2 separate regions of the Homo sapiens genome follow, and region 2 is linked to region 1. A link is an interaction called in ENCODE POLR2A ChIA-PET data of the cell type or tissue named here. Cell type or tissue: GM12878. All regions are shown on one strand. Each heading gives the region's core, and the rest is flanking DNA. Links, peaks and the distances in the headings are about the cores only.

Evidence for each region. Peaks named below come from ENCODE experiments on the same cell type or tissue, not always from the same donor. Only the 100,000 strongest peaks of a DNase experiment are listed, where the experiment ranks them.
Region 2: POLR2A ChIA-PET joins it to region 1 with 5 read pairs; 3 of 35 experiments call an interaction of 5 or more read pairs at or near these places.

The regions. Positions count from the first base shown.
Region 1 is chrX:13,779,642-13,796,833 of GRCh38, reverse strand. It overlaps GPM6B (glycoprotein M6B), which reads left to right. Exons shown (of 8, transcript NM_001001995.3): 3 at 11,026-11,212; 4 at 13,313-13,469; 5 at 16,845-17,016. Among named protein-coding and RNA genes, the nearest start is that of GPM6B, 29 kb to the left of the region's middle. In GM12878, for the core only: no CTCF peak of the experiment used is centred there; no DNase peak of the experiment used is centred there.
Region 2 is chrX:13,697,280-13,708,477 of GRCh38, reverse strand. RAB9A (RAB9A, member RAS oncogene family) reads right to left here. Exons shown (of 3, transcript NM_004251.5): 2 at 4,576-4,664. Among named protein-coding and RNA genes, the nearest start is that of RAB9A, 14 kb to the right of the region's middle. In GM12878, for the core only: no CTCF peak of the experiment used is centred there; no DNase peak of the experiment used is centred there; H3K4me3 peaks cover 2,519 bases; H3K27ac peaks cover 3,315 bases.

The sequences.
Region 1 (17,192 bases), core at 9,193-17,192:
GTATCATTGCTTTTATTGACTTGCTTATCTTCTGCTAGTACCATATTGCAAATGTTAGAGGCTCATCTATTTTAAGACTTCCATAGTGTTTTCACAAAAATGAAAATCCCTTATTAAACAGATTTTAGGACAAGCTTCTAAAAGGACCTGCCAAAAAGTGATTTCCTTTCTATCATTAGAAATAGTTTCCACATTCTTATCGTTATGTAGTTGAACTTTTATGTCCAGGACTGCATGAAAGACGTGAGAACTGAGAAGCAACCTATATTTGATTTCGCACTTTGTTCTTGGACAGGAAGCCCCTGTCAACTGACTTCACATCTTTTTAATGCACTATATTAGTGGTTCACAGAACTTTCTGGGTGTTAGGTCCCTTTATGTGCTTAGAAACAGTTGACCCCAAAACGCCTTTGCTCTTCTGAGTTGTGCCTATAAATATTTTCTATATTAGAAGCTAGAACTGAGGGCTGGGCATGGTGGCTCATGCCTGTAATCCCAGCACTTTGGGAGGCCAACGTGGGCAGATCACCTGAGGTCGGGAGTTCAAAACCAGCCTGGTCAACATGGCGAAACCCCATCTCTACTGAAAATACAAAAATTAGCCAGGCCAGCCAGGCACAGTGGCTCACACCTGTAATCTCAGCACTTTGGGAGGCCGAGGTGGGCGGATCACCTGAGGTCAGGAGTTCGAGACCAGCCTGACCAACATGGAGAAACCCCGTCTCTACTAAAAATACAAAATTAGCCAGCATGGTGGTGCGTGCCTGTAATGCCAGCTACTTGGGAGGCTGAGGCAGGAGAATCGCTTGAACCTGGGAGGCTGAGGTTGCAGTGAGCCGAGCTGGCACCATTGCACTCCAGCCTGGGCAACAAGAGTGAAACTCCATCTCAAAATAAAATAAAATAATAAATAAATAAGCCAGGCATGGCAGCATGTGCCTTAATTCCAGCTATTTGGGAGGCTGAGGCAGGAGAATCACTTGAACCCGGGAGGCAGAGGTTGCACTGAACTGAGATCGTGCCACTGCACTCCAGCCTTTGAGTTTTTTAAGATGGAGCGAGACTCCATCTTAAAAAAAAAAAAAAAAAAAGAAAAGAAATTAGAACTGAGAAGTTTATTACTTAATAATAAACTTAGTCATTTAAAATAATAGCAAATCCATTATATGTCAACCTAAGTAATGTTTAGGAAAGATAACGATTTTCAAAAAGAAAATAATATTTTAGTGTGAGGAATAGGACTGTTTTACATTTTTGCAAATCTCTTTAATATCTGGCTTAACAGTAGACAGCTGGACTCTTACATCTGCCTCTGCATTCATTCAGAGGCATCTTGGGGTATCTTGCTTTGGTTGAAGTATATGAAGAAAACTCAAATTTCTCACAGGTATGTGCTTGGAGAATGGAGGAGTGTTTTAATGGCCTTTGCAGATAATTATGAAATTCTTCCTTGATACTACACCAAAATTCAGCAGCTAGTGGTTTCTTAAAGACTACTTGTAATGTGGAATCTGAAACCATATTGATGATATTTTTGTACTCTTTTCCACTAAAATTCATTGCTTGATCTTGCACTTTGATTGACTCTTATATTCAAGAATTATTTTCCCTTGGCTATTTGGAAAATATTGGTTCTCTGAGTTGTGCAGATCTTCCAGACGTTGACACATTTAATTAAACCATGTCAAAAAAATTTCATTGGTTAATGTCACCACCAATTTCATCAAGAAGTCTGGTAAGTATTTGGAAGCTGTCAGTCTCACTATGGCAGGTACAAGTTTTCCAAAATTGATTGGCAACAGATACTATCAGTTGTTTTCTTTGAAGTGACAAGCTGTTCATTTTTGGGAAAGTTTCTGCCAAATACTTAAGTCTAAAAAACTATATCTTGTCAGGCATTCTTTCAAGAAAGGGGGTGTTTGCCCCCAGAAAGGTACAAGTTTGGCTCATAACTCAGTTACATAAGAATGTTTCCTGCAGCCCACTGTCACACGCTGGTTTGTGGTAGAAGGGCTCTCTGCATCCTCTCACTCATTTCATTACACAAACTGTTCGAAAGGCACATACTCGGGGGTTGAGATTTAATCAAATTAATAATTTTTTATTGCATCGAGGACATTTGGAAGTGAAACTGGCTTTTTAATTTATTTTCTTGCGAGCGCGTGGTAGTGAGGAATGTGTTCCTGCTAAGTACACTATGGAGCCACTGCCCGATTCACGCTCAGGCATCAGCAGTTTTACTGTGCAAATGTCAAGCAGTGAAAAAAGTAAATAACATCTTGGTGCTATTATAAAAAGTTTTGGCTTCACAGTCCTCCTGCAAGGATCTTGAGGTCTGCCGGGGCTGCACAGACCGTCTTTGAGGGCCCACTCCTGGCTCAGAGTGAGACTGGTGGGCAGGCAGGATAGAATCTCTTGGGAGCTCAATGTCCTTTCCAGACCTGCCTGAACAGAATCTGCGTTTTAATGAAGTCCCGAGGAGATTTATACGCAGGTTAAAGTTTTCCTGTAGTCCCAGCTATTTGGGAGGCTGAGGCAGGAGGATGGCTTGAGCCCAGGAGGCAGAAGTTGCAGAGAGCTGAGATTGCACTGCTGCACTTGAACCTGGGTAACAGAGTGAGATTGTATCTGGGAAAAAAAAAAAAAAGAGAGAGAGAGAGAGAACCACTGCTCTTTAACAGAGGTCTGCAAAACTTTCCTTTAAAGGGCCACATAGTAAATACCTGTGGCAACAACTCAACCCTGCCTTTGTAGCTTGAAAGTAGCCATAGACCATATGTAAATGAATGAGCGTGGCTGTGTGCCAATACAACTTTATTTATAGACACAGAAATTTGAATTTTGTGTACCTTTCATGTGTCACAAAATAGGTTTTTTAATATATTCTAAGCGGTTAAAAAAGTAACCACTTGGAATCATGTCAAAATCATTCTGAGTTTGCAGGCCATGAGGAGAGCCAGATTTAGCTGGTGGGCCACAGTTTGCTGACCTGTGCTATATAACACTGAGTGCTCATTGAAGTTACCGGGGGAGCTTCAAAAAAACAAACCCCAACCCTCTAATTCCTGAGTCCCGTCCCCAATAAATTCTGATAAAATTGGTCTGGGGTGAAGCCAGGGCATCAGGATTTTCAGATGCTCCCCAGATTATTCCAATGTGTAGGAAAAATGGAGAACCTCTGCTCTATAATGTTTTCCAAGAAAGTTAGTTTTCTTTTAAGCATTTCTTTTTAAGATTTTAGAATTTGGCAGTGTCACCAAATGTCTGAGACCAGAATTATGTATTGTAACCTTAGAGCAGGGTTTCTCACTCTTGGCACTGTGAACCCAAAGCTATCTGAGATAGGTCTCAATCAATTTAGAAAGTTAATTTTAGCAAGCTTAAGAACCTGTGACACAGCCTCGGGAGATCCTAATAACATGTGCCTAAGGTGGACGGGGCACAGCTTACTTTTATACCTTTTAGGGAGACATGAGACATCAATCAATACCTGTGAGATGTACATTGGTTCAATCTGGAAAGGCAGGACAACTCAAAGGGGGTCAGAGGGTGGCTTGCAGGTTATAGGAAGATTTAAAAATTATGTAAAGACCTGGAATCCATAGAAAGGAATGTCTGGGTTATGATGATAAGGGGTTGTGGAGAGCAAAGTTTTATCCTGTAGGTGAAGCCTCCAGGTAGCAGGCTTCAGAGAGAATAGATTGTAAATGTCTCTTAGCAGATTTAAGGTCTGTTGATGTTAATGCTGGTTGGCTTTTCCTGAATTCCAGAAGGGAGGAGGGTATAATGAGGTATGTTTGACTCTCCCTTCCAATCATGGCCTGAACTAGTTTTTTCAGGCTAACTTTGGAATCCCCCTGGCAGAGACCAGGAATCTATTCAGATGGTTGGGGGTGGGGTGGGGGGTGCTTAGAATTTTTTTTTTTTTTTTTTTTTAAACGGAGTCTCGCTCTGTCGCCAGGCTGGAGTGCAGTGGCACAATCTCAGCTCACTGCCACCTCCAACTCCCTGGTTCAAGCGATTCTCCTGCCTCAGCCTCCCAAGTAGCTGGGATTACAGGCATGCGCCACCACACCCAGCTAATTTTTGTGTTTTTAGTAGAGACGGGGTTTCACCATGTTGGCTGGGATGGTGTCGATCTCCTGACCTCGTGATCTGCCTGCCCTGGTCTCCCAAAGTGCTGGGATTACAGGCGTGAGCCACCCCGCCCGGCCCAGAGTTTTATTTTTGGTTTATAGCACTATTGGCATTTTGGGTGTGACCATTCTTTATTTGGGGATGGGGGCTGTCCTGTGTATTCTAGGAGGTTTAGGAGCATCCCTGGCCTCTACCCACTAGATGCCAGTAGTGTCCCCCACCCTCAGTTGTAACAACCAAAACTGTCTCCAGACACCGCTAAATGTCCCTGGGTGGCAAAATTGCCTGGATTAGGAACCAGTGGTCTAAACGATGTAGATGTTTTTTGTGCTACTTCAGAGAATCTCCACATTGGAGCTATTGACATCTGGGGCTGGGTAATTCTTTGTTATAAGAGCATATTCTGTACACTGTGGGTGTTGAGCAGCATCCCTGGTCTCTACTCACTAGATGCCAGAAGCACCCTCTCCCCCAGCTTTGGCAACGAAAAATATCTCCAGATATTGCCAAATGTCCCCTGAGGGGCACAGTCACCCCCTGTTGAGAATTGCTTGGCCAGCTCAGAATCAGGGAAGCTTCTGTCCACTGACATTCACTGCTGCTTCTCTTAGGATTTTCGCCCTCTCCATTTTCCCATTGCTTGTTGCTTGAAAGTTGTAAAGCTTGGTTCCTGCATCTTTTCTTTTTAATTTTGTGGCTCATTAGGAATCAGTAATATAGCAAGGAAGGCCCCATGTAGAGAGGTAAGGGGGTGGTTTTTTTGTGTGGTGTTTGTTGGGGGGTGTTTGGGAGGGTGTGTGTGTGTGTGTATGTATGTGTGACATTCATTCCCTGGGGAAGAATCTGAGCCCTTGTTCCTGCCAGCCCTACGTCTGAGCCAGCATTAAATCTGCAGCCAAGATCACAGACAACTTGGGCAAATCACTTGGCCATTATGAACTCACAGCCATGGCAACGGCCATCCACAAGCCTGAGGACAAAAGGTGTTTTATTCTGTTGTTCTGCACAAAAGGTTCTAGGGATACTGGAGACAAAATAGCCTTTGAGACTTAAAGGCATTGATGTGTATTTTTTTTTTCCCTACTACATGGCTTATATTTAAACTGTCTTAGGCTAATGTACACTGTAATTTTTGTGTGAATCAAAACCTAAAATTCTTTTTATCCAGAGGCCAGCTAAATGAAGGCATAAGACAGCCCAACAGAGGCTTTTAGGGTTTGGTGAGAGGTATTGAGAATTACTAGTAAAATGTGCTAGAAAGCCTGGCATTCTAGCCTGGCCAACATGGCAAGACCCCGTCTGTACTAAAAATACAAAAAATTAGCTGGATGTGGTGGCATGTGCCTGTAATGCCAGCTACTAGGGAGGCTGAGGCATAAGACTCACTTGAACCCAGGAGGTTGAGGCTGCAGTGAGCGGAGATCACACCACTCACTCCAGCCTGGGCAATAGAGTGAGACTCTTTCTCAGGAAAGAAAGAAAAAAAAAAAACCTGGCATTGATTATTATTTTTTTACATGAATACATCACAGTCATCAAAAAAATGCTTTCCTTATTTTTTCTCGTTCACGTTACCCAATGTTGTCATTGCTGGTTTGAAGCTTGGGAAAATTCAGTCTGTGGATTTATAGGAGCATCCAAGAAAAGCACTGATCTTCCTTAGCTATCGTAAACTTTTAACAGCATGGTGTTCTGCTGGTACTTGGCACCACCCCTATATTTAAAAACATCAGCTTGCCTATGACTACTAAGGACAGCCTGAATCCCAGATCTACTTCCTTTTTGTGCACAGGCACTCCCAGCACTTTAGGGGGTGGTTGGAGTGTGTGTGTTTAGAAATCTGCTTTCTCAGGTGACTCAATTCCCGTCTTCTCAGACCCTGTCTATGGCATGACACTAAAGCATGAAAAATTCCAAGGTTAACAGTACTTGTTTGGCTCACAAAAATGCACTCTAGCTGCACTCTTTTCAAGATGGCTGGACAACTTGGAACATTTTGTTTTTCTTAACTGTAGTCCTTGGAACTTGCCATTTGATTCACAAGTGACTGGAGGGTTATGGCCAAACCCAGTGGGCCACGTCTTAGAGAAAAAACATCACACACCATCGAATATGAAAGCAGGCACTTCAAACAGACTCAGGATGCCACACCTGAGACCGGGAAGATGCCACTGTTGACTAGAAATGGGCTTCTCAAATTTTCATGTGCACACAAATCACCCCAGAGGCCTTGTTAAAATGCAGATTCTGACTCAGTCTGGGGTCACTTCCAACATTCTTTATTTCTCACAAGTTCCTCCCTGCTGAAGCTGACACTGCTGGTCCAATGAACACACTTTGCAAAGCACATGGAATTGACAAATGACAAATGGTCCACTCATATCTTTTCTTGACCTCTGATAGTTTTCCTTGTTGCCCAGTAGAAGCTGCCAGCATCCAAGTTCAGCTCTTCTCAGCTACAGATCCATATATCCCTTCACATCATCCAGAGTGATCTTTCACAACCCCAATCTGTTTCCCATGCTTAAAAATGCTCCCTGGCAGACCAGGCATGGTGGCTCACACCTGTAATTGCAGCACTTTGGGAGGCCGAGGCGGGAGGATCACTTGAGCCCAAGAGTTTGAGAACAGCCTGGGTAACATAAGGAGACCCTGTCACTACAAAAAAATTAAAAAATAAAAAATGAGCTGGGTGCAGTGGCATGGGCCTGTGGTCCCAGCTACTTGGGAGGCTGAGGTGGGAGGATCGCTTGAGCCAGAGAGTTCAACACCGCAGTGAGCAGTGATTGTGCCACTGCACTCCAACCTAGGCAACAGAGCAAGACCCTGTTTCAAAAAACAAAACAAAACAAAAAAAAAACGCAGTGGCTTCCCATGATTTTGTTTTTTTTGTCTTTTTGTTTTTGTTTTTGTTTTTGTTTTGAGATGGAGTCTTGCTCTGTCACCCAGGCTGGAGTGCAGTGGTGCAATCTCGGCTCACTGCACCCTCCGCCTTCCGGGTTCACGCCATTCTCCTGCCTCAGCCTCCCGAGTAGCTGGGACTACAGGCGCCCACCACCACGCCCAGCTAATTTTTTGTATTTTTAGTAGAGACGGGGTTTCACCGTGTTAGCCAGGATGGTCTCGATCTCCTGACCTCGTGATCCGCCCGTCTTGGCCTCCCAAAGTGCTGGGATTACAGGCGTGAGCCACGGCGCCTGGTCAAGGCTTCCCATGATTTTGAAGATAAAGTCCAGAATTCTTAAGGTGGCCTGGAAAGCCCTAGGTGGTCTAGCTCCTATATTACCTATATCCTCTAGCTCCTAAATAAACACATTTAGCTTTTTCTTACTAACTTTTTGCAGCAGTTTTGGTTCCTCTAGGATGAGTGTGTGATATGTGACTAAATTGCCCAGTGTTCAAAGATATCATGCACACTGTGACCAGAGGTGGCTTCTATACTGACATAGAAGATACAGTGGAGAGTGATCCATTTATAGATTGTTGGATATCTACCACACATGCAATCTTAACCCTGAAGATAACTGGTCAACCAAGCTAGAATAAGCTCTACATCCAGCTGTATTATGTCCTATAAATTTTTCCCATATTTTATGTCACTAGCTTCTAGTCATGTTGGCTGGCACAGTCCGTAAGAGTTTTATCTGTGCCAGTGGAGCAAAGATGGTGATTTCTGTTCTATAGGAGCCAGGGTTCCTACAGCCACAAATAAAATCATCTGCTGAAAACCTAAGAGCATTGGCATCTGCTGAGAGAGCATGATTCATTGAAGTGATCCCCCAAATTCTTGAGTTCCTGGTTTTCCCTGCTGTTATAAAACTAGATCCACAGCATGAGGTATATACAGAGTCCTTGAGAGATATAAATTGGAGGGAAACTTTAGCTTTGATCTAGTATTGAATTTGGGATTGAACAGCATCATTCTTCTAACCCCACTTGGCTTTTTGAGCCTGGGAGAGCTGTGATATTTCTTTGGAATGCTCTAACCATTTGGATGAAAGACCGTTTGAAGTGGCAACTGTGGATTTGGAAGGATGAGTTCTATCGTTAAAGGGCGAGTGTGCTGCACCATAACACCTAACCCTAACTCCAAATGATGAAAAAGGGTGTGGGTTTAGTTTAAAAATATATATAGATGTATACATCTATATATACACACAGAGAATTAATGAACAATTTTATCTGGTTATATATCAGTGTCACCACATCAGCTGTTTAAGTATTCTGGATACTAGATCTTTCTGTAGAAGGACCCATCCAGTATGAATTATTTGCCCTTCTGATCTTCCCTGTCCCCCTTCTCTCCACTCTCTTTCCACTGGCTCTGCAGGGGTCTGTATCTTTGCCCCCATCATGCTGGACTATAATAATTGTGTTACTTGTCTGCCTGCAGTATTGGATTTATCTTGAAGCCAGAAAGGTATCTTATTTCAGTTTTGTGTACTTGGCACCCAGTAGGTCTTCACAAAATACTGAATTAATGAAATCCAACAGAAAACCCAGTTAGAACCCAGCTCCTGGGTTATAGAAAATCAAATATGTGACAATTCAAAATGTATCTTCCAAAGCAGTGTGTTCTGTGATGATGAAATGTCCTATATCTGTGTTGTCCAATACGGTAGCCACTAGTCCATGTGGCTTTTGAGCATATGAAATGTGGTTTGTGCAACAGAGGACCTGAAATTTTCATTTTATTTAATTTTAAATAAACGTAAATAGCTACATGTCTTAGTGGCTACCATTTTGGACCACACAGCCCCAAGGCCTCACATCTTTATCCTTTAAGAACCAGATACAACTTTGTTAGCCAGGAAAGCAGGCATTCATCTTTTTCTTAACATGATCATAGAGGCTGAGAATGTGGGGAGGTTGTGGATGATACAATACCCATGTCTGTTTTCTCTTTATAATGAGATACGTCAAGGCCAAGGATTCTAGTTTCTCTTAGTTTGGGAACCTGGAGAGAATTTGGACTTTGAGTTGCATTCCTCTCACCTCAGTCCCCAGAAAGTCATGTGACAAAATAAGATTGAGCTCTAACATCTCTGCTCACAAATCCCAAGTGTCTGAAGCTCTTTAAGATACTGACTTGCTAGTGAACTTGAACCATATTGTGCACTGGTTCCCTTTTTCTTTTTTTGAGACGGAGTCTTGCTCTGTCGCCCAGGCTGGAAGTTCAGTGGCGCAATCTCGGCTCACCGCAACCTCTTCCTCCTGGGTTCAAGCGATTCCCTTGCCTCAGCCTCCCAAGTAGCTGGGACTACAGGTGCCCACCACCACACCCGGCTAATTTTTTGTATTTTTAGTAGAGACGGGGTTTTACTGTGTTAGCCAGGATGGTTCCCATTTTATATAGTTTCCCCAATCCACTTCAGGGAAGTTGGTCTTCCTAAAAACAGCTGCTCATCTTTTGAAATTAAAGGAAGCACAGCTTTCTTATGAAGCCCTGATATTTTTTATTTTCTAATGAACTAAAGAGAAATCTAGTAATGAGTTTTCATAGTCACTTTCCATAGGTTTAAGCGAATGCTAGTTTAAAAGGAATGCTCACTAAAATGAAAACATTCATCTATGGTGTTTTATGCTGGGTTGTCATTCCATGACAACTATGAAGACCATTTGGGGGATTTTTTTTTTTTTTTTTTTTTTTTTTTTGCTGGCTTAATGTGCTTGCCCTAAAGTAATGAAGTGCCCTTGATTGCTGCTAAACACCATAATGCGTTTAAAGTTCAATTTCCCCGACAAGCCATTTACTTAAGGGTCTGGATAATATAAACAGAGACAGGAGGTTAGGAGAGGTACTGACATTATCCTGAGGCCAGTGCTGCCTTTACTGAAACGTAAATGTCTCCAAACTGAAAACGTCACCTGGCTCTGCCCCTGAGGCAGGTCTTTATGGACATCTCAAGTAAAAGTTTATTTTAAAAATGAATACAAGTCTCGTCTTTTCAAGATTAAGAGTGACTTACGGCTGTCTCTCCTTCATTCCACTTCATGGATGTTCATTTTGGTTTTGTTTTTTTCTTCTGTTCTTTTTTCTCCTTCAAGTACTTAAATATCACCCACCAGTTCTGGGTTCTGACTCTGAACGTGTGTGTCGGGGAAGGGGGCAGGTGGAAGCCGGGGAGGAGGAGGACTGTGAATGAATTGCTTGGGCTGACTGGGCTGGGGGGAAGCATTTTTATTAAAAATTTGAGATAATTTCTGATGTCAACTTGAATGAAACTTGAGTAGACCCACTTGAGTGGCTCTTGGTGACTTTGTTCTTCACTGAATTATGGACCAAAATACCTGTGACCTTTCCAAAACAATCACCTTGCTATTTGTTTGAACCTGGCGACGGCATAATTGCTGTATCAGATTCTCCCAGTTGCCCCGGAGGTCCAGGGCTTGGGGAAAGCCGTTGGTTGCCACAGCAGCAGACGTATTGAAACCCCAGAACTGTGAGGCTGGAGACGACCTGACTGTTGCTTTTCTTCACAGAGCTGCAGCTTCACTGCTGTCCTCTCTTTTGACTGTGTTAGTGGAATGAGTGCTTCTTGTTGGCACTTGAGCGGGGCTCCCCCCACCACTCAGTCGATCAGGAAGCTCTAGAACTGTAACTACCTTATAACTCTTTGTCAATTGACTGCTCTGCCATTCACTACCCTTCCAGATTCTGAGCAAATTAAGTTACATTCCCTTTTGGAGCCTCAGGGTCCTCACCGCAGAATGTGAGATCACGGTAACTACCACACTGGCCCTTGGGATGTCGAAGTATTAATATTAACCATAGAGCCTGAGAGGGGAGATGGAAAATTGTAAGCCTTCTCTGTGAATATGGGGTATTCTTGAAGACCAGAGGTGTTCTTGCCCGTAACGGCTATATTTTCTCTCCTTTGGGTTCAGGCTGCTTTGAATGCTGCATCAAGTGTCTGGGAGGAGTCCCCTACGCCTCCCTGGTGGCCACCATCCTCTGCTTCTCCGGGGTGGCCTTATTCTGCGGCTGTGGGCATGTGGCTCTCGCAGGCACCGTGGCGATTCTTGAGCAACACTTCTCCACCAACGCCAGTGACCATGCCTTGCTGAGCGAGGTGTAAGTATCCGGTTCCCTTTAAAAATGCATCTAAGGCCTGGCGTGGTGGCTCATGCCTGTCATCCCAGCAATTTGGGAGGCTGAGGCAGGCAGATCACCTGAAGTCAGGAGTTCAAGACCAGCCTGGCCAACATGGTGAAACGCCACCTCTACTAAAAATACAAAAAAAAATTTAGCTGGGCGTGGTGGTGCGTGCCTGTAATCCTAGCTACTTGGGAGGCTGAGGCAGGAGAACCAGTTGAACCCAGGAGGTGGATGTTGCGGTGAGCTGGTGAGCCGAGATGGCAACACTGCACTCCAGCCTGGGTGACAGAGTGATACTTTGTTTAAAAAAAAAGTATCTGAGATGCAACCACCTCATGATGTTTTTCAGAAAGACTACAGTGTGCTTTCCTAGCAGAAGATGAATGCTTTTACTTAAAGCTCACTTTATGTAGTTAGAAAAAGGTTCATGAGAGAAGGAAAAAGAAAGGGCCTAGAATATGGTAGCTGTTTAGGCCCCAGGGTGGAATGTTACTTGGGAATGGTAAGGTGCACACATAGGACACTCCACACATGGTAGCTGTGGACATGGGGAGCTGTGACATGGTGATAGGTGATGCTGCCGATTGTCTCAACAGAATTGTGTTGTTCCCAAGTAACAGATGCCTCCAGCTTTCTCCCAGGAAGTGACCATCCCTGGAATGGTAGGAGCCCTGTTGAGGACTGACCCCAACTCTAAGCCTACAGGAGCAGTATTTTAACATTAACTCTTCCAGCAGAAGAGCAGATCCCAGGGCATCCTCCATTGCAGAAGAGCAGATCCCAGGGCATCCTCCATTGCAGAAGAGAGGAAGGTCCAGGGGTTTAGCAGCAGATCTCTGCCTTTCTTTCTGGAAACATTCTCAATGGAGTCGCAGTGACTCCCACACATAGATTCTTGTAGCTGTGCAAGCTCAGCAGCAATCTACTTATTTCCTTCACATGTCTTCCCCTTTCTCCATTTCCTTCTACCGTTTCTTTTTCTTCCCTTGAATCCCAAAGTTCCAGTGTTAGTGTGTCTTATGATTATAAGAAACTTCTTCACCAGACTGAAAAAGACATGAATGAATTTTTATGGAATGGTCATGGAGTCATGTTGGAGACTCTTCAGTCCTTAGGGAATTTTATTCTTTCTTATCTGTTCACAAATGACCTCCAAAGAAATGAACACAGGTTGGGGAGATTATAAGGAGGGCTCAAGCAGGACAGGGGACTCACTGAGTTCCAACTATGTGCAAAGAAGAAATGTTTACCAAGACTGAACCTGGGAAAGGTGTGTTGATTTAATTAGGTAGTGATCTCAGTCTGTGGCTCTCAAACTTCTGAGAAGCTTTAAGAAAATCCCCATGCCTTACCCCAGACCAATTAGGACATAATCTCTGGGGGCGGGATCCAGGTACCAGTATTTTCCAAGCTCCCCAGGTGATTCCAGTGGGCAGCCGAAGGCTGAGGACATGTCATTTGTCTTTGTTAGCTTTTGTGGGACAAACTGCATTGTGAATTAACTTTCTGTATCTTAAACCTACTCGACCTACTACTATTTGTGTGGTGGGAGTCACAGTGCAAAAGACATCTCCCCAGATTACCCCCTAAAGAAGCCCTGAGTGCCTACTTAGGGGTTTTATCAGAGTGACATTAACCACTAGGCCTGGTTGGGAGGCATTTTGAAAGGGCAGAAAGAACATGTTGTCCATTGGGCCAGGGTTCAGATGCTGGCTTTGCCACTAACTGTGTATCCTCCGATGAGGAGCTTAACTCCTCAATGCCTGTGTTTTACTTATGTGCAAAATGAGGATTCTAACCCTTGCCGCCCAGGACTCAGGTAAGGATTAAAAGATTACAACTGGATGCTGCCCTGAGCAAAGGAAACATCATTCCCACCTTGGAAGGAAGGCCCAGGTTGCTGGGACATGGGCAGGGATGCCGCCCAGGATGCCCCACAAGTCCATCAAAGCCATCAGTGGGGCGAGTGACGCACTCACAGGAACATCCCCCTCATGTCCTCTCTCCAGCGTCCAGAAACGTAGTCACTACCAGGCAGTGAATTTAATGGTTCAGGATCTCTTCTTCTCTTTGTAGGATACAACTGATGCAGTATGTCATCTATGGAATTGCGTCCTTTTTCTTCTTGTATGGGATCATTCTGTTGGCAGAAGGCTTTTACACCACAAGTGCAGTGAAAGAACTGCACGGTGAGTTTAAAACAACCGCTTGTGGCCGATGCATCAGTGGAATGGTGAGTTGAACCTCTGATAACTGATTGTTTGATATACAACCAGAGCCATGCCTTGATGTATTTCCTTGTATTTGGCAAAAGCTACCAGGTATCGAGCGTGAATGGAGGGTCCATGACACAAATATTGGCTTTACCAATTTAGAGTTAGGACTATAAAAACCTTCAACATGCTATTGATAGTAAACTAAAGTCTATGGCTGGCAGAAATAAATCAAATGTTTTCATCAGTGTAAAGGTGAAAAGGGTGCTGAAGATTTTTCAAATGCCAAGTTCCCACTATAGAAGGAGGTAACTTTCATGTGGTCTCAGTGCTCCCCTTTGGTTGTCTTTAAATATGGATCATAGCCATAAAGACATACATGAACCATGGAAAATCGTCCTGATCCTTCTGTAAATACTTACCAGTACCTGCTGTACAGAGCGCCTAGCTGGGCTTTGCTAGCCACTAGAGGTGCAAAGATTAAAACACAGGCTGCTTTCTCAAGCAGCTTATAGTCTAAGACAGGGGTTAGCAAACTAGGGGCTGTGGGCCAAATTTGACCTACTACCTGTTTTTGTACAGCTCAAGAGCCAAGAATTTTTTTTTTTTTCTTTTTTTTTTTTTTTTGAGACGGAGCATCACTCTGTCTCCAAGGCTGGGGAGGGCAGTGTCGCGATCTCCACTAACTGCAACCTCTGCCTCCCGGGTTCAAGCGATTCTCCTGCCTCAGCCTCCTGTACAAGTCAGGGGAATGGTTACTTTTGTAGGGGAAGGAGGCAGCTGTTAAATAAAATGCCTGTGGAAAGCAGAGGGAAAATAGCCACAAATAGTGGGAATCCTCCTCCAAAGGAAAAAAAAACCAAAAACATCTCCTCACAGCTTTAAAATGACAGCTTTCCCCCTCACTTCTACCCATCAAGTTTCAAAAATAGAGGTCTAGTTTCCACCAGGGCACAGCATTAAGTCATCCACTGCCTGATGTTTAACATATTTGGATCCTTTGAGCATTGGTCAGGACACAGTACATGGTGGAGAGGAGAGGAGCTTGTTTGTACTTGAGCTAGTGGCACTTCACCTAGAGATGGGGACACTGTGAGGGATCCACAGCCCACCTAGCATGGCCCGCTTTTAGCTCTTATGTCAGATTTTGTTGGAGAAAGTCGAAAGCCCCCTTAGACTGGAGAGGAGCTTGACCATCTTGCTTGATTTCATTGCCAGTCATTCATGCGCTGTCTGCATCTCTGGCCACTGGCACCTCATGTGCTTCCGTTTCATCCATACGCTTAACAGATCACAATGCTGACCTGCCTTGGAGGGTGTGAGGAAGATGCAGGTGACGGGGCAGGGCTGAGGATGCTGGGGACAGAAACAGGACAGAAAGTCATGTGAGGTGGAGAAGGTGGATGAGATCTGCCCGCTAGGGAAGCAAAGCTGCCACTCCATCACCAAAGGCCTTTGTCTCCTCAGTCCTGTGAACCCAAAAGTATCTGAAACAGGTATCAGCCAATTTAGAAAGTTTATTTTGCCAAAGTTAAGGATGCACCCATGACACAGCCTCAGGAGGTCCGGACAACATGGGCCCAAGGTGGTCAGGGCACAGCTTGGTTTTATACATTTTAGGGAGACGTGAGACATTTATCAATGAATGTAAGATGTACATTGGTTCCGTCCAGAAAGGTGGGGACAACTCGAAGCAGGGAGGGGGCTTCCAGGTCACAAGTAGGTGAGAGACAACTGGTTGCATTCTTTTGGGTCTCTGATTAGCCTTTCATTGAATATACAATTCACATGGGAGAGGAGGGTAGAGGAATAGTCACTTATGCCTGGTCTGGCTTGGTGAAAAGACAGGGCAGAGGAAGCAATCAGATATGCATTTGTCTCACATGAGCCTCAGAGGGATGACTTTGAGCTCTGTCCTTTGTCCACGAGGAATTTCCTTGTGGGCAAATTGTGAGGGAGGTATGTAGCTTTATCTTTGTGCTATCTTGTTTAGGAATAGAATGGGGGATTTGCCTGTCGCAGTTCCCAGCTTGACTTTTCCCTTTGGCTTAGTGATTTGGGGGTCTGGAGATTTTTCTTTCGTAGTCCTGTGTGGGAGGTTTGTGCCCAGGAACTCACTGAGGAAGCAGCTCTGGACGCTAGAGGCCTCCATGACAGGGCCAGCTCGCAGCGGGGACCTCTGGGAGGGGGACAGTGGCCTTCCCTCTGGAGTCCTGGCCTCTGACAGAAGGGAAGGCTCACTGAAGCCAAGAACCACCAGCTCCCTCCTGCTCAGGTCCTGTTTTCTTTTGAAGGGAAAGAAACCTAGTCTGGAGCAGCAGTGGGAGGAAGTGGGAGGTGGAACTGCTGAAATCTGCTTCTCTGAATATTTTTGGAGATGCAAATGCTTCCTTGCAGTGCAAGGGAAAGTGTCTCGTTTCTGCAGTTTCCTGGCATTGTGACCATCAGGAGGTGGCCTCCAACCGCCCAGGTATCTCCTGCAGCACAGAAAGTTAGGGGTGACCATCAGGTCTCCACCATCAGCTTCAAAATAGAAAAGCCAAACTAGCACTCCACACCCTCTGTGGGCGCGCCTTCTGAGAACACAAATACCACGTTTTTGAGGCCGCCTCACAAAGCTCTCTGAAAAGTGGTCAAGGCAGAGGAAAGCCAAGCAACGGGATTCTATTCTTCCTGGATTGCCCATGACAGTGTGTGGGTGAACACCTGAAGCTTTTTCCCTAAGCCGTTGCTTTGCTTGCAAAGCTGCTGTGAATCTTAGAGACAAAAGAAAAGTAGAGGAAAATGAGAATTTTATAGATCGAGCATTAAGCTTGTATTCGTGATTATTTGAAACTTTTGGTAATTTTGCAGAATCAGGAAACTAGCAAAGTTCTTTTTGAGAGGGCTTCTTGTGGCAATTGCTATTCTCTGTGAGCCAACCTGTTACGAAAAATAAAGGTAACTTTTGAGAAATTAATATGAAGTTATAATTCAGTGGTATATGGAATACATCCAGAATCTATCCCATGTTAAGTAGCATGTTCTGCATTTTCAGAACGGCTATTTAGAAAGAGCACCTCTTGAGAGGCTGCCACTGATTAGCTCTGTGACCTTGGATGAGTGAGATCACCTCTTGGGGTCTCCTGTCCTTGTTAGTTAAGAGTGACCCGAAAGGCCCTGACATTGCTTCGGGCACTCCAATTCTAGATCCTCTAGCTCTGGGGAATGTGGCTGGCTCTTACTTCCCCTGCTCCCGTGCTGGCTTTTCCTTCTTGCTACCAATGCCGGGGCGAGGGTCCCCACAATGTGTTCCACAGGTCAGTATTGGGCCTGAAAATGCACAATCCTTCCACTTAGGGGACACACATCTACCTGTTTCAGTGATGATTGTCCTTCCTCTTGTTTTGGCCTAGTTCGTTTTCCTCACCTATGTGCTTGGAGTGGCCTGGCTGGGTGTGTTTGGTTTCTCAGCGGTGCCCGTGTTTATGTTCTACAACATATGGTCAACTTGTGAAGTCATCAAGTCACCGCAGACCAACGGGACCACGGGTGTGGAGCAGATCTGTGTGGATATCCGACAATACGGTACTTCCTTCTAATTCACCCCTCCCCCAGTTATTTCATTATCCTCTCGTGCATATGTCTGGACCTAATTATTACATGCGCATCCTTTTAATTGTCATGATCTGTTTCATCCCTTCTATTAGAGTAATTTTATACTTTTCCCTTCAATATGCTATTTTCTGGGTGGAAACTTCAGG
Region 2 (11,198 bases), core at 1,750-9,749, 81 kb after region 1:
TCAAGCCCAAGTCTGACCCCAAAGCCCTTGCTCTGAACCGTTACTCTATGATAAGCCCCTCTCTGCTCATAGTAAGCCCCACCATTTGTTAGAGATGGGTAGGAGACCAAAGTTCGCATGTTGTTGTTGTTGTTGTTTTGGTTTTGTTTTTTTTTTTGAGACAGGATCTCGCTGTCACCCAGGTTGGAGTGCATGGGACCATCTTGGCTTACTGCAGCCTTGAACTCCCAGGCTCAAGCAATCCTCCCACCTCAGCCTCCCAAGTAGCTGAAATCACAGGTGCACACCACCATGCCTTGCTAATTTTTCTATTTTTTTGTAGAGACAGGGTCTCAACCACGTTGCCCAGGCTGGCTTCAAACTCCTGGGCCCAAGCAATCCACCTGTCTTGGCCTCCCAAAGTGCTGGGACTACAGGCGTGAGACACCATGCCCAGCCCACATGTTTCTCTTAACAACTTCAAACAGCCCTTCAGTGCACAGTGATGGTGTTCACTTAAGGCCTCTCTCCTACCAGGGACTTTCTCTACTACTCCCTCCACCTCTCTTCAGACACAGGTGCTGTTAACCAGGAAAGCCAGAGACAGAAACTGACTTACCTGGCTGTGAAATAAAGTATGAACCAACCACTGAGTAAATGGACTTTATTCTCTTCATTAAGAACATTATTTTGAATTTGTTCAAATTAATGTCAGCAGCAATGGAATTTTTAATATAATCTAGCACATTCTATCCACAAGATTCACTTGGGCAGTTCAAACACTTAAGGAACATGAGACTGCTGCTACTTGTGTGTTTTCAGGTAGAATGAAATAAACCTTAAATGAAAATGTGGTACTATATGTGTTCTTTAGAAGTCCTGTGGCAGGATTAAAAACTTTACTACACTACAAGAGCCAGCCTGTGGGGGGTGAGATTTCAGATGCCCGTTGACAGACAGCTACTTCTAGGTGCTGGTGGGAGCACAGTTCCTGGTTAATCCTTCTGCTTACATTTTTATTGTGAAAAATGTAAAACATGTACAAAATTTCTATATAATGAGTACAATACAATGAGCTCCCATGAACTCTAAACCCAGCTTCACAATTATCAACTTATGGCAAATCTTGTTTCCTCCATAACCCCTCCAACTCTCCCTTCTCCCCAGTTATTTCGAATCAGATTATATCATTTAATCTGTACTTTAGTATTAAATGGTTTTTAAGTATACTAAAATGTATATAAGAAGATAACTATTAGAGCAGCACTGTACAAGAGAATTTTATGCAACAATGGAAATGTCCAATATAGCAGCCACTTAGCCGCATGTGACTGTGGAACACTTGACATGAGGCTGATGGAAGTGAAAAACCGCATTTTAAATTTTATTCAATTTTAAATAAATAGCCACATTTAATGAGCCAATTGGAGAGCACAGATCTAGAGCAAATTTGGTCAATAACCTTAATAGGAAAGTAGGTATTATGAATCCCTCCATGGGAAGGCAATAAAGACATGAACAATAATTGTTATATTGACCAGGATGAATTTGTAAAATCACTGCAGTAAACATTATCTGGCTGTCTCCTGGTTATATGCAATGTGAGCAACTATAGTGTAACTGAACACTTACTGTAACATGTAGGAATTCTGCACTTCTAGCCACATGCTCCACTGTTCTGATAAAAACCTTGTAGTGGCTTGTATAGTGAGAAATCAAGTGAATGGGAAATACTATTAAAAAATGATGGGACATACCTTAGTCCCTACCTCTTACTGGTTCTTTCAAATTACTACTACAGGCCAGGCACGATGGCTCACACCTGTAATCCCAGCACTTGGGGAGGCTGAGGCGGGCAGGTCACTTGAGGTCAGGAGTTCGAGACCAGCCTGGCCAACATGGTGAAACCCCGTCTCTACTAAAAATACAAAAAAAAAAAAAAAATTAGCTGGACGTGGTGGCAAGCGCCTGTAGTCCCAGGTACTAGGCTGAGGCAGGAGAATCCCTTGAACCTGGGAGGCGTAGGTTGCCGTGAGCTGAGATTGCACCACTGCACTCCAGCCTAGGTGACAAAGCAAGACTCCATCTCAAAAAACAAAACAAATTAATACTACAGTAATTACTACTATAATTAATATTAATACAATTTAAACTGTCCAACACAAGTGTGTGGCAGTTAAGGTGCATACCTTTTGAGAGACTTTTTCAATTTCAAATGTATTGCTCAATATCCAGACTATTAATGTTAAAGAGGAAACTGCAACAGTCCCAAGCCCCTTACTTTCCTGACATAGGTAACAATGTGCTAAATTGGCTGCTTTAATTCTTTGGCATCTTGCTTCAACAACTTAAAAAGAAAAGATTGAAAACCATAAAAGCAAACCAACTATTTTGACATAGGGGAACCATCTATCTAATGTCTCCTCAGAATTCTTCAGCGGGTTGTTTCCCAGAGATCCAGGACTAAGTCCAACTTCTAAGGCAAGACACCTGGCCCCTGCTCTTGGCCAGCCTCACTCTAGCCACCTTCCCCTCACAGTCTCTGCTTCAGTCATTCTGAATGCACCATCACCCGGAACTAAAATTCAATTCCACTCACTCAGCACACCCCACACCCTCTTGCCTCCACCCTGGCATATGCTGCTCCTTGCTGGTGACCCCCCCAATGAACCGCTGTGCCTTCAGAACTGCTTAGCATGGTCACCTCCACTGGGAACCCTGCCCCAGCAACTCTCCCAATGTTGTTCCTTTCACACAATTTCCATGTTGTGTTATGAGAGTACAACAGACATAATTTATTCCAGTATTTTAATAAGTCTCTACTGATCTAACAGCCTTACCAGACACAAAGTTTTACTGTACATCACTGAATTTTTAGCATCTTTATATCAAATTATAAGCCAGATCATGCAATCTAACAAACCCCACCCAGACTATTGGTTGCATATATCTACTAAATTAAGTTGTAGAAATTCCTTGAAAGTGGTAATTTGTAATTTTTCCAAGACACTTTGACAGTTCTTTTTTCATAATAATGTGGGACTTCTTAGTTTGTCTCATTCTGACCAAATGAATTTGGGGTATGCCAGCCCACCAGGAAACAGAGTATAGGGTACAATTTTTTACATTTCCCATCTACAGTTTGAGGCCTACCAGATATTCCTATTTGGGAATATATTTGCATTTGCTAAAATAATTAATTTCTACATGAATATCTCTCTAACTCTAGAGTTGTATAAAAACACACATGGTGATATAAATCATTGTACACACCATCTTATTTACCAGTGACATCTAACAAAAGCCAGTTTCATTTGATCTATACATTAATATAACCACAATCAGCTTATGGACATTAAAAATATTATTTTTTCTTTAAAAACAGTAAAATCCTTTGAAATTTCTTTAGTATAAGTTAAATAAATAAAGGGATCCTACTACGTTATTTTCAAAATTTGCCTAAAAAGGTAACGTGAAGTCTCTTATACTTCACAGTTTAAAATGACTGTCCAAAGGCAATTTTCACCAAGGTTAAACATTAGTAATTCTGCTAAATTCTATAAAGAAATCTGAATAAGGGGCCAGGCACAGTGGCTCATGCCTGTAATCCCAGCACTTTGGGAGGCTGGGGCGGACAGATCACTTGAGGTCAGGAGTTCGAGACCAGCCTGGCCAACATGGTGAGACCTCATCTCATCTCTGCTAAAAATACAAAAATTAGCCGGGCGTGGTAGCACATGCCTGTAATCCCAGCTACTCAGGAGGCGGAGGCATGAGAATTACTTGAACCTGAGAGGTGGAGGTTGCAGTGAGCCAAGATTGCACCACTGCACTCTAGCCTGGGGGACAGAGCTAGACTCTATCTAAAAAAAAAAAAAAAGAAAGAAAGAAATCTATATAAGAAAAGCATATTACATAGGTCATAAATTTTACCTTAATTTAATTGTTCAATTCAAGCATCATTATCTACATAAAAAAGTTAGAAAGCTCACCTTAGCAGTGTATGTTTTCATAATTTTAAGAGTAAAATGAAGAATTAAAATGTTAAAGTACAGTATCTGACTTCTATTAACAGCCAGATTCTTAACTTAAAAACCTGAATACTATCCATGACCTTTCTCAGCCCAAAAAAGTCATACAATCAATATTCTACTTTAATCATTGCATTTTTCAAAAAGTTTTTCATCTACCCATCTTCTTTTCTAAGTTTTATATTCAGAGATAGCTATGAAATTATATCAAGAGGAAATGTGTAATATTTCATTCATTCTTCAAAACTTGCCCAAATTTTCGGTGGCTCAGAATGAGTCATATTCCAGAGAATAAAATAAAGATAACACAAAAGGGAAGACAGAAAAGGGCCATGTGAGGGAGGGGCACCAACGTGATATAGGAAAGGTCAAGCTAAGGCTCAAGGTAGCCCACCTACAGGGCAGCCAAGGCAAAAATGAAAACGCTCTTGTTTCTGTGCAAATCAAAGCACACTGTCAGAAAAGAAAACTTCTTCCTGGCACCAAATGCCATGAGCACAGCCCCATGGACGAGCAATTTAACATCCTGAAGCCTCATGGGAACAACAGTGACAACAGTACCTACCTCCTAGGGTTGTTGAGAAGATGCACTCAAACGACACGGGAAAAGTGTTTCATCACAGTGCCAGGCTCATTACAGGAGTGCAAGAGTGTCTGTGAAATGAATACATGAAGAAGTCTTCACTGGCAGTTTTACAGACAGGTTCTTTCTATGGTCATGTCTTACATCAACCTTCAGTAAGGGCAACAGGCAGAACAAATTAGAGGATGATACAGGCCTACATTAGGAAGCTGAAGGATCCTAGTCCTACAGATCAAATTCAATGTCAAGGTCTCCCAGTGATCACTATGTGGAACTGTGCTAAAGTACTAGCCTCTATTGGTCTGAACCAAAGGTTTCAACCACTCTCCCCACCAACCACTTTTTAAAGCAAAGGGCATTTTTGTGGGACTTACATACAGCAGTCCTTAACTTATAAATTCAATCAATAATAAAATGAGACTTCAAAATCCTGACATTTGGGGTTGAAGATGAAACAACAACAACAGCAGCTAGCCTTGAGCCCAGTATGGTATGCAAGCTACAACACTGTGTTTATTCCTCACAAGTTTCTTAGTACCTATTACACATGACGATACTGACTCAGAGAGGTTACATACATGCTCAAGGTCACACACCTAGTAAAAGGTGGGAGTAAGATATGAACATGGCCGACTGACTCTAAAGCCCAGGCACTTAACCCACTAGGCTACGTCAATCCCAGCTGCCTATGCATCTGTTTCTGAGATTCTACTGTTGTTGCTGCAGGTAGAATGAAAATAAGCAATTGCAAATGGTAAGAATCTTTCAACCACTTGCTTTATTTCAAAATCTGCTCAAGAGCAAGGTTAACCTGACAGAACTAGTAATCTCCAATCTTACTGACATGTAGCATAAAGCACATGTGAGTGTCTATGCTTTATTAGAGTTTAAGTAGTTTAAAAAATGTTTTACATGAAATGAGTCAAATTTTGCAGAAGCTTACCATTTGGTAGAACGATTGGGAAAGGAATTTTTCAATAAGTATTTAGTGAGTGCCTACTATGAGCCAGACCCTGAGGATACAAGCCACACATACAGTCCCAAGTTTGTGACATCCACACAAAAATGCATTTAAGTCACAACTGTACCTCACAAAATGAGAGGTATATGGTACAAAGTACAACTATTCACACTCAACCAAAAATCGAAGAACACCTTAAAATAGTGCAAGGGATTCTGCCCACCATCTCCCTCAGTGAGTGAGACACACAATGTGTAAACCTGGGGCTCTCTCAATCACACTCAGATTCCCCATGCCACTATCTTACGGAGTTGCCTGAGTCCATGAGAGTCCAGCCACCTGGGGGACTTAATTTACATGCAAACATGATCCTGTAACACAGGCCAACTATTTCACTTGCTGAGCTACAGTTAAGGAAAAAGAGGTAACTTCTAATATCAGAGGTAAACTAGGCTGTGTTACACTGTGTTAATGAGAGACTGTACATCGGTTTCTAGTGTGATGTGTTCCAAAGCAATGTCTCCATGATCATTTTAGCCACGTGCTGCCATGAGAACACAGCCCTCACTAAAGTCTGATTCTGCTGGAGGGAGATTTGACCCAGGGGAAGTAGGTTTGACCACAGGCTAAGCTCAGCAGGAGAAAGAGAAAACTATGAGAAAAGAGGAGGGAGCAGGAACCAGAAAGTGGAACCAATCCATGCCAAAGCCCTGCCAAAGAAGCCTGGCCCTGGCATGAACTGGGAGAACTCAAGGTAGGCCTGAGCACCCGGAGGCTAGAGAGTGAAGAGTATGCTACAAAGACAAGACTGAAGGAAGAGGCCCAGGAGCAGGGAGGCGAGTAGAAGCCATGGAAAGGATTTCTGCCTGTACTCTAGGAATGATGGGGACCCTCTGAAATAGCTTCAGCAGTGGGTGACCTGGTCAGATAAGGAGTCCAGAAAGCTAACTGGATGCAATGGGAGAAGGGCTGTGGGTGAGGTGGGGAGGAAGGCCTTGGACAAGCTGGGATGGATGCTGCTATGATCCCTCTCCACTAACAGTGTCAGCTGGGCTTACGAATGAAAATTGAGGTGGTTATACCTCACACTTGATCCTCCAGTAAGATATTTACTATATGACTTCGTGTTTTACCTTGTTCACATTCAAATCCCTGGCCCTTTACCTGTCTAACTCCTAGTCAGCCGTGTGGATGCAGCTAGACCTCACCTCCTCCCGAACACCTACTGGACATCTCCAACTGAACCCCCTTCCTCGACACTCTTAACCATCCTGTGCGTGCCTCTACCATTTACCATAAGGAATTCTGTAATTGACATGCCTACTATGTCTAATAAAAGTGAAACATGCTCTCTTAACCCACATTACATGGATGTGTACTATCCAATTACAGAAATGTCCATACATTTCTGAGTTGTCAATGTTTTAGATTGCACCAAAAAAATGCATACCCATACTATTATCAAACCACCTTCCCCTAAAAAGAAAGACAATGTCCATCAATTAATGAATGGATAAATAAAATGCATCATACATCCATGCAATGTTGTAACGTAGATAAACCTCAAAAACATTATGCTAAGTGAAGGAAGTCAGAACAAAAGGCTACCTATTGTATGATTCCATTTATATAAAATGTTCAGAATAGGCAAATATGGAGATGGTAGATTCATGGTTGTCAACGGATGGGGCGGGGGGCAGTGGCAGGTAAAGGAGGAGGGACTGCTAATGGGTATGGGGTTTTTTTGGGGGGGTAATAAAAATATTCTGGAATTAGATAGTAGTGATGGTTGTACAACTCTGTGAATATACTATAAACACCAATCAACTGTATACTTTAAAAGGGTGAATTCGGCCAGGCGCCATGGCTCACGCCTGTAAACCCAACACTACGGGAGGCAGAGGCAGGCAGATCACTTGAGCTCAGGAGTTTGAGACCAGCCTGGGCTACATGGTAAAACTTCATCTCTACAAAAAATACAAAAATTAGCTGGACATGGTGGCGCATGCCTGTAGTCCCAGCTACTCAGAAGGCTGAGGTAGAAAGATCACCTGAGCCTGGGGAGGTCAAGGCTGCAGTGAGCTGTGATCACATCACTGCACTCCAGCCTGGGTGACAGAGTGAGACCCTACCTTGAAAAAAAAAAAAATTTTTACTGTATGTGAAAATATATGTGCAAATCTCCTGAGAATTAAAAATATGACCCTAGAATTAGATTTACACTACTAGAGCTACAAATGTTCTCCTTGTCCCTTCAGCAGCATCCCTTTAAATAAATCATTTACATGTACAACAGACACTACTTTAGGATTCCCACACCACGTGCCGGTACCAACATATGCTGTATGTGTCATACACTAATCCGAATGTAAAGTTGGATAAGCAGGTCACTGGCAGGAAAACAAATGAACCACATTGCCAGCAGATACGGCAAAATTCAAAAGACAAAAGAACATTTTATGTTAACCCTTTCCTTCTTATAACACTATTTTCCCAACTTTTCCATTATGTACTTTTATCTTATACTATCAATTGTTCATGAATAGTTTATCAGTAGTACCCTTTTCTCTGGCCTTCTCCAACCCCTTGCTGGCTTCCAAAGCCACATCCTACAATAAACCAAGGGGAAGAATAGAAAGCCTCAAGGTCCAAGCATCAAGAATTTAAATCTGCTGGCCACGCACGGTGGCTCATGCCTGTAATCCCAGCACTTTGGGAAGCCGAGATGGGCAGATCACTTGAGCCCAAGAGTTCAGGAACCAGCCTGGGCAACATGGTGAAACCCCATCTCTACAAAAAATACACAAATTAGCCAGGTGTGGTGGTGCCTGCTTGTAGTTCCAGCTACTTGGGAGGCTGAGGCAGGAGGATTGTTGGAGAGGCAGAGGTTGCAGTGAGCCGAGATTGTGCCATTGCACTCCAGCCTGGGTGACAGAGTGAGACTCTGTCTCCAAAAAAAAAGAATATAAATCTCTAATATGACTGTGTATGTGACTGAAGTTAGACTTTTTTTATTGGTCCTGGATCTAATTGTCTCCATTCTGACAGATAACTAAATTCATTTATTTATTATTTTTATTATACAGGATTTTGAGCATGGCATTCAAAGAGCTATTCAATGTCAGTTACAAGCCTGTCCCAATTATATCCCTACTACTCACCATCCCCGCACCTATCACTGGCATTTTCTGTCCATATCTTTGCTCGGGCTGTTACTTTGGCCTGGGAGGCCCCTCCCTACTTCGACAGCTATGACAATCTTAGTCATCAGAAGCCTAGTCCAGATTACCTCATGTAGGAAGCCAGGACCGCCCCAGCAACCTAATCTTTCTCTTTTCTTTGCTCTCATCATTTCCACCTCTTTACAGCTCTCATTTACTTATGCTCTAATCACCTTCAGTTGTGTATGTGTCTGTTTCCTAATTACAATGTCAACTCCCTGGGAGGGACACACAACACCTAATTGCATCCATTCACTTGTCCCTTTTTTGTTCTGCCACTTCTCGTACAATGCTCTACATTTGGTGAGGTGCAAATAAATGCTACATTGAGAACGAAGAGTATATTACTTCCTCTTTTATTCTTGTTATTCTATTATTATTCTATTTGTGCTTTCTGTACCTAAAATTCTTTGTTTCTCTATCAGTTCTCCCCGCATTCTATTTTTGAGGTCTATTAAAATGTGTGGGTAGGAACAAAAACATTGATTCTTACTTGCAATCCCAATGAGAATCCCACTTTAAAATAAGTACTATTGACTGACTGCGACAGGGAGCTGGCAAATGCTGAAAAACGACTACATTCCTTAATAAGCTGCCAAAGGGAGAGCAGGCATCATTTGTAAACTGCCTTCTCAAAACTTGAGATTTTAAAACACATACTCTGTAACCCCTCCAAAAACTTAAAATGAATTTATCACTCCTGGTTTAAATTTAGGAACAGATTTTTTTTTTTTTTTTGGTCAAATTCACAAGTTCCTTTGGATTCACCCTGAATGTCCTACTTAGAGGTGTACTTACCACTTCATTTCACTTCATAGCTTGAGGAAATGAGGTTCAAAGAAAACCAGGGAAACAAAAGCATGGATAATCTGAAAATTATTTCTATTTTTGCTGGAGCTGTATTTATTTCCTCATAGCTTAATTTAGGCGTGTCTCACTTAACAGCCTAATTGGTTCCACTGTTTGTTTCTAAAAACTTCCTGATTGTCTTACAGAAATTTATGAGCAAGAAGCAAGTCAAGGAAAGTCATTATGTCTAATGGGTACCAGCTCTACAGCAAGAAATTACCAAGAAAAATAAATAAAGAATTAAGAAAAATACTGTCAGAAAATACCATACTTAGTGTGCAGGAAGAAGCAAAAGAAAGAAAAGGAAATACCATAGGAATAGGCCAACTTGGAGGCAAGACCTGCCAAGGTGAAATAAATTATCTAGTCCTATCTAGTTAATCACTGAGCATTACCTCAAGAACAGGAGGCAGCTAGAGGAGAAAAACTGTATTATCAAACCATACTATCGCTATGTCAGAGCACCTCCCCTATTGAAAGAACTTATTTCAATTAAGTAACTTTTTTTGAAGCTGAATCAGCTAACTTAACTTTTAAGAAATATGTTAACATTTTTCTTAAAACAAGGCACCTCTGTAGGTATGTTAACTAATCACTAACAGTGGTGGGGGGAGTGGGAAAGGAGGAAGTGAGAAGGGCCAAAAAAAAAAAAAAAAAAAAAAAGAAAAAAAAGAAAAAGAAGACTTAGTTAAGGAACTAAATCTTAAACCATCATGAAACTATATAGTGCAGCAAAATCCAACAGACCCTTCTGCAATGACGACAATGTTCTATAATCTGCACTGTCCAATATGGTAGCCACTAATCACATGTGGCTACTGAGCACTGGAAAGTAGCTGGTCTAACTGAAGAACTGAATTTTTCATTTAATTTTAACTAGTTTAAATTGCTACATGAGGCTAGTGGGAACTGTGTTGGACAGTGCAGGCCTAGAGTGTGGTTAATTGGGAGTCCATGAAATGAGCTTCAGGGAGAAAATACACTCCCTAGAATCACATGTGAAATAAGGATGAGAGCATTGGTGGAAGCTTGTGTGCTTGCGCTTTTTTTCTGGAAAGAACAAAAAATGTTTCATCAGATCTTAAGGAGTTTGGACACCAAGAACTGATTGCTACATGCCTGCATCATTTGTATGTTATGTGTGATCCATTTCTGTAGCTCATAACACCCTTCAAGAGTTTCTGTCTTTAGCAGAATTTCCTCTTTTTCTCCCTCACCCATGAGACTTTTATGAATATCACACTTTGACCATAAACTGTGATAGTTCAGTGAACAGCCTTACTCATGGGAAACTGCTAGTCCTGAGAAGTGAGAATAATTTTTTTTTGTTTTGCTTAAGTTTTAAGAACCAAGCATAAATCTACCTGCGATGACACTTACCTGTAAAAGGTACTTACAATACTTTTTGACAATAGAGTGCACTTTGGAAGACAGAATTAAAATGCAAAGACATAGATAAAAGTCACAAGATGAGAACATGGGGAATTAAAGGTAGATATTTCAGGAAGAAAAACAAATTATGAAAGGAATGAATTTGAACATATATGTCAGAAAAATATATTAAAGCAGCAAAA